Regions from separate parts of the Homo sapiens genome. Here region 1 is linked to region 2. Evidence: read pairs that join two places in POLR2A ChIA-PET (ENCODE). Cell type or tissue: GM12878. All regions are shown on one strand. Each heading gives the region's core, and the rest is flanking DNA. Links, peaks and the distances in the headings are about the cores only. Region 1 overlaps NUMB (NUMB endocytic adaptor protein). Region 2 overlaps NUMB (NUMB endocytic adaptor protein).

Region 1 (2,916 bases), core at 269-2,768, 130 kb after region 2:
CCTAATACTTTGGGAGGCTGAGGTGGGAGGATCACTTGAAGCCAGAACTTGAGACCAGCCTGGGCAACATAGCAAGACCATCTCTATAAAAATAAAAAAGTAGCCAGGTGTGGTGGTACTTACTTGTGGTCTCCCAGCTACTCAGGAGGCTGAGGTGGGTAGATGACTTGAGCCCAGGAGTTTGAGGCTGCAGTGAGCTGTGATCACACCACTGTGCTCCAGCCTGGGTGTCAGAATAAGACCCTGTCTCTAATGAAAAAAGAAAGAAAGAAAGAAAGAAACAGTGGTTTCTACTTAAAGAAACAAAGCCTGGAGATAGGTAGATAGCAATTGGTTATTTCAGTTGCCTTTTACTGTACGTAGCTTTTATATTTAGGAGAAAGTCATCTTACAGTGTGCTGAGCTTGTTACTATTTCTGTGCCATTTTCCATTTTATGTTCCTTCACCAATTTTTTTCGTGTTAAGATTACCTGTGCATTTCTCTTCTGGTACAAGTTTCCTGATTTAGTAATTTGTAATAGATCCACTGTATGTTGCTATTTTCTTCAGTGTCAGAACCTGCTTAGTTGCTATATTGGTTTATATCTACCCATAATAAAAGGTTTTAAGGAAGATAATAATTTTAAAATACTAAGCTGGATATTTATAGTGTAGAGTAATTACTTGAGAAAGTTATACTTTCATTTTTCACTTTTGGTTAGCTTGATCCTTCTGCTCAGATTTCACCAATTTAAATTCCAAGTTACTAAAGTTCTGTCCATGTTAGATCGGTTTTCTTTGAAAAAAAAAGGATTTTTGTCTTTATTGTGAAACTTTTTCATGATACATTTGTCAGTGTGAATTCTACCTATAACTGAAATTATTATTAAAGTAGAAAGTGTTAGAGCAGCGATGATAAAATAATTCTGAATGTCTGAACATCTGTGTTGCCACTTCCACATTTTTATTAGTTCCTGAAGCATGTTTTTTTTTTGTTTTGTTTTGTTTTGTTTTTGAGATGGAGTCTCGCTCTGTCACCCAGACTGGAGTGCAGTAGTGTGATCTTGCTTGGCTCACTGCAACCTCTGCCTCCTGGGTCCAAGCAATTCTCCTGCCACAGCCTCCAGAGCAGCTGGGACTACAGGCGCATGTCACCACGCCCGGCTGATTTTTGTGTTTTTAGTAGAGACGGGGTTTCACCATGTTGGCCAGGATGGTCTCAAACTCCTGACCTCAGGTGATCCACTGGCCCTGGCCTCCCAAAGTGCTGGGATTACAGGCATGAGCCACCATGCCTGGCCAGCATGTTGTCTTTTTAAAGAGGTGTTTGTGCCACTAAGATGTATGTAAATTCTTTTTTTTCTTTGTTTCTTTCTTTTTTGAGATGGAGTCTCACTCTGTTGCCCAGGCTGGAGTGCAATGGTGCGATCTCAGCTCACTGCAACCTCCACCTCCCGGGTTCAAGGGAGTCTCCTGTCTCACCCTCCCAAGTAGCTGGGATTACAGGCACCTGCTACCACACCCGGCTAATTTTTATATTTTTAGTAGAGATGGGGTTTCGCCATGTTCGTGAGGTTGGTCTCGAACTCCTGACGTCAGGTGATCCACCCTCCTCGGCTTCCTCCCAAAGTGCTGGGATTATAGGCTTGAGCCACTGTGCCCGGCCTGTATGTAAATTCTACATTTGATATTTAATGTAGTTTTTTTTCAGTCCTTTGATTAGTTAACTGCGGCCTGATGGCCTAGGGTACTGGTTTCAAGTAGACAGTTTTAGGGCAGACAGTCTTCTCTCAGCCATGTTTATCTTCTTTTCTTAAAAGTGCTCAGAAATCTTAGTTTATATGGTCAGAATGAAAGACTCAAGTTTACAAATAATATGGAAGTATTGGCCAGGCGCAGTGGCTCATGCCTGTAATCCCAGCACTTTGAGAGGCTAAAGTGGGCGGATCACCTGAGGTCAGGAGTTCGAGACCAGCCTGGCCAACATGGCGAAACCTCATCTCTACCAAAAAAAATACAAAAAAATTAGCTGGGTGTGGGGCCATGCACCCATAATCCCAGCTACTCGGGAAGCTGAGGCATGAGAATCACTTGAGCCCAGGAGACAGAGGTTGCAGTGAGACTAAATTGCTCCACTGCACTCCAGCCTGGGCGACAGAGTAAGACTCGTCTCAAAAAAAAAAAAAAAAAAAAGAAATGTGGAAGTATTGCAACTATAGAATTTGTGAGAGGAAGGCTGGGCTTAATTTCAGCTATAGGCATCTCTAATCATTAATATTTCAGTACCTGACTTAAATAACTATAATGTGGCAAACTATAATGATGTACAAGAACCCACACCCAGAAGTATGAACAAATACAAGAATTCGTATTATCTGTTTTCTTCCCCTCTTCAGAGAGATCAGAGGCCATGAAATATGACAAATATGATTCCTTACTGATACATTAGTACAATACTATAAAATTATTAAGGCCTATCTCAAAAAGCACAATTTTTTTTATTTTTTTTTATTTTTGAGATGGAGTCTCGCTGTGTCACCCAGGCAGGAGTGCAGTGGCGTGATCTCAGCTCACTGCAACCTCTGCCTCCCAGGTTCAAGCAATTCTCCTGCCTCAGCCTCCTGAGTAGCTGGAATTACAGGCACGTGCCCCCACACCTGGCTAATTTTTTGTATTTTTTAGTAGATATGGGGTTTCAGCATGTTGGCCAGGCTGGTTTCGAACTCCTGGCCTCAAGCGATCCACCTGCCTTGGCCTCCCAAAGTATTGGGATTACAGACATGAGCCACCACACCCGGCCACACATGTTTTTATAACCATATAATTGGGATGTGTGTGGTGATTTACACCTGTAATCCCAGCACTTTGGGAAGCCAAAGCAGGAGGATCGCTTGAGCCTAGGAGTTCAAGGCTGCAGTGAATTATGATTATGTCAC
Region 2 (2,916 bases), core at 123-2,622:
GAGGTTGCAGTGAGCCGAGATCACGCTACTGTGGTCCATCCTGGGCGACAGAGTGGGACTCCGTCAACAAAAACAAAACAAAACAAAAATCCTTCAAAAGTTTCTATTGTGATAAGAAAACCCAAGTGAGTTACTAAACAAAAAGTAAGGTTATTTTCAGAATCAAAATGATCTTCAACTAGAGACTGTTTAAAATGTACTTTAAAATGAGACAGAATTTGAAGAAACTAAAAATAAGGCTAAAAATAGGCATCCTCATTGTATAGTAAATTCTACATCATTATTGTAGACAACAGATAATTTCTAAGTGACACAATATGTCATTTTATGAATATACTACACTTTGTTTTTCCATTCTTCTATTGATATTTGTGTCATTTTCTTTTTTTTTTTTTTGAAACAGAGTCTTGCTCTATTGCTCAGGCTAGAGTGCAGTGGTGCGATCTTGGCTCACTGCAACCTCCACCTTTTCAATTCAAGCAATTCTCTCACATCAGCCTCCCAAGTAGTTGGATTATAGGCGTGCACTACCATGCCCTGCTAATTTTTGTGTTTTTAGTAGAGATGGGGTTTCACCATGTTGGTCAGGCTAGTCTCGAACTCCTGACCTCAAGTGATCTGCCCACCTCAGCCTCCCAAAGTGCTGGGATTACAGGCGTGAGCCACTGAGCCCAGATCATTTTTAGTTTTTGGTTATTATAATGAGAAGGCTGCTATAAACACTGCTTTGCAAGTATTGTTGTGAACATTTCATTTCTCTTGGGTGAATGCCTAGCAGAATTGTTGTGTCACAGGGCACATGTGTGTTTAACTTTATAAGAAATTGCCGGCTGGGTGCAGTGGCTCATGCCTGTAATCCCAGCACATTGGGAGGCTGAGGCGGGCAGATCACGAGGTCAGGAGATCGAGACCATCCTGGCGAACACGGTTAAACCCCGTCTGTACTCAAAATACAAAAAAATTAGCTGGGCGTGGTGGCGGGCGCCTGTAGTCCCAGCTACTCAGGAGGCTGAGGCAGGAGAATGGCGTGAACCTGGGAGGTGGAGCTTGTAGTGAGTCGAGATCGCGCCACTGCACTCCAGCCTGGGTGACAGAGTGAGACTCTGTCTCAAAAAAAAAAAAAAAAAAAAGTAATTGCCAAATGGTTCTCCAAAGAGAACCATGGAATGGTTATACCGTTTTAATACTTCATCAGCAGTTTATAAGTTCAGTTGCTCCACATCCTTGCCACTACCTGAGTTGTTAGTCCCTTTGATTTTAGTCATTCTAGTGAGTATAAAGTGGCATTTTAGAGTAGTTGTAACTTGTGTTTTCCAGATGATTAAATATATTGCACACTTACTTTTTTTTGGTGAATATCTTTGACAAAGGCAAATTTGCAGATTGATAGTAAATATCTTAGTAAAAGATTGTGTGTTTTATTACTACTTATGGATCCAGATTTATTCTCATTTGTAAGAGCAGAGATGGGAGATGGATTTATAATTAAAAATAAAATGAAATAATTATTCCAAATAGAAGATTTCTCAGAACTTTCATATAGTGATAATTCATGTTGATTTTTTGGAGTAAATATTTGCTATTGGTTAATATTGGTGGGAACTTTGATAAGTTGAATGATTCAAAAGAAAGACTTCAGGCTGTGTTTTGTAGAGAGCTATGGTTTTTTCATTTTTTTTTTCTATTACAAAATTTAAAAATAAAGATGAAGTCTCGCTATGTTGTCTAGGCTGGTCTCGAACTCCTCACCTCAAGCAGTTCTCCCACCTCATCCTCCCAGAGTGCTGGGATTACAGGTGTGAGCCACTGCACCCAGCCTAGAGGTACTTTCTGAATTTGATTCACTGATTGAATCACTGATTCAAGAATGTTAAAATAGTGTGATCTGGTTAGGAAACTATTCTATATTTGGGCCACTTGTGAGAACTGATAGCCTAGTAAAGTATCGGATAATAATGATAATATTAGTACTAGCAGCAGCCAATGCTACATTCCAAGAAGCGTTCTAAGTGCTTTACATGCACTAACTAATTTAATCCTCATGATAACTCCTGTGAGGGCAGCTACTATTATAATCTTTATGTTACTGGTAGGGAATCTGAGATAGAGAAGGTAAGTGATTTGCCCAATATCATAGAGTAAGTGGTAGAACTGGGATTCAAACCTAGATAGTTTGGCTCCAGAGCTCATACTCTTAACTTTCAGTGCTAAATGGATTAAATTAAATGTAGTCAGTTTTACTTTGTTGTTGAGCATATCATTGTGCAGTAGTAGTGGCCCAAGTTTAAATTGGGATTTCTTTTTTTTTGAGACAGAGTCTCCCTATGTCACCCAGGCTGGAGTGCAGTGGCACGATCTTGGCTCACTGTGACCTCCGCCTCCCAGGTTCTAAGCGATTCTCCTGCCTCAGCCTCTGGAGTAGCTAGGATTACAGGCGTGCACCACCACACCTGGCTAATTTTGTATTTTTAGTAGAGACGGGGTTTCACCATGTTGATTGGCTAGGATGGTCTCAAACTTCTGACCTCAGGTGATCCATCGGCCTCGGCCTCCCAAAGTGCTGGGATTGCAGGCATGGGCCACCGCGCCTGGCCTAAATCGGGATTTCTAAGTTTGCAAATAGGCTATCAGTTTCTTTCTCTTTACTACCTATACTCCTGTCATATATTTCAGGGGTGATTTATCAAAGGAGATTTTTATCTGAATTAACAGACCGTGGACAAACTTAGTAACCTTAAATTGCTTTTCTAGAGAAGATAAGTCACTTCTCTCTGTACTTTAATTGAGTCTTAGAATACGAGCAACTACTTTCTGACAGTTTTCAGCACTGTTTAACTGGTCTTTGTGAGACTCTGAAAATGTAACGTTTAAAATTAACATTCCCTGGAAACAAACTGAGTGAAAAAGGAAGTTGAT

What was found. ChIA-PET counts read pairs that join two places held together with the same protein. Peaks named below come from ENCODE experiments on the same cell type or tissue, not always from the same donor. Only the 100,000 strongest peaks of a DNase experiment are listed, where the experiment ranks them.
Region 1: POLR2A ChIA-PET joins it to region 2 with 5 read pairs; 4 of 35 experiments call an interaction of 5 or more read pairs at or near these places.

The regions. Positions count from the first base shown.
Region 1 is chr14:73,301,663-73,304,578 of GRCh38, reverse strand. The region is part of intron 6 of NUMB (NUMB endocytic adaptor protein); the gene reads left to right. Among named protein-coding and RNA genes, the nearest start is that of PAPLN-AS1, 57 kb to the right of the region's middle. In GM12878, for the core only: no CTCF peak of the experiment used is centred there; no DNase peak of the experiment used is centred there; H3K4me3 peaks cover 492 bases; H3K27ac peaks cover 320 bases.
Region 2 is chr14:73,433,486-73,436,401 of GRCh38, reverse strand. All of the region lies in intron 1 of NUMB (NUMB endocytic adaptor protein), which reads left to right. Among named protein-coding and RNA genes, the nearest start is that of NUMB, 24 kb to the left of the region's middle. In GM12878, for the core only: no CTCF peak of the experiment used is centred there; no DNase peak of the experiment used is centred there.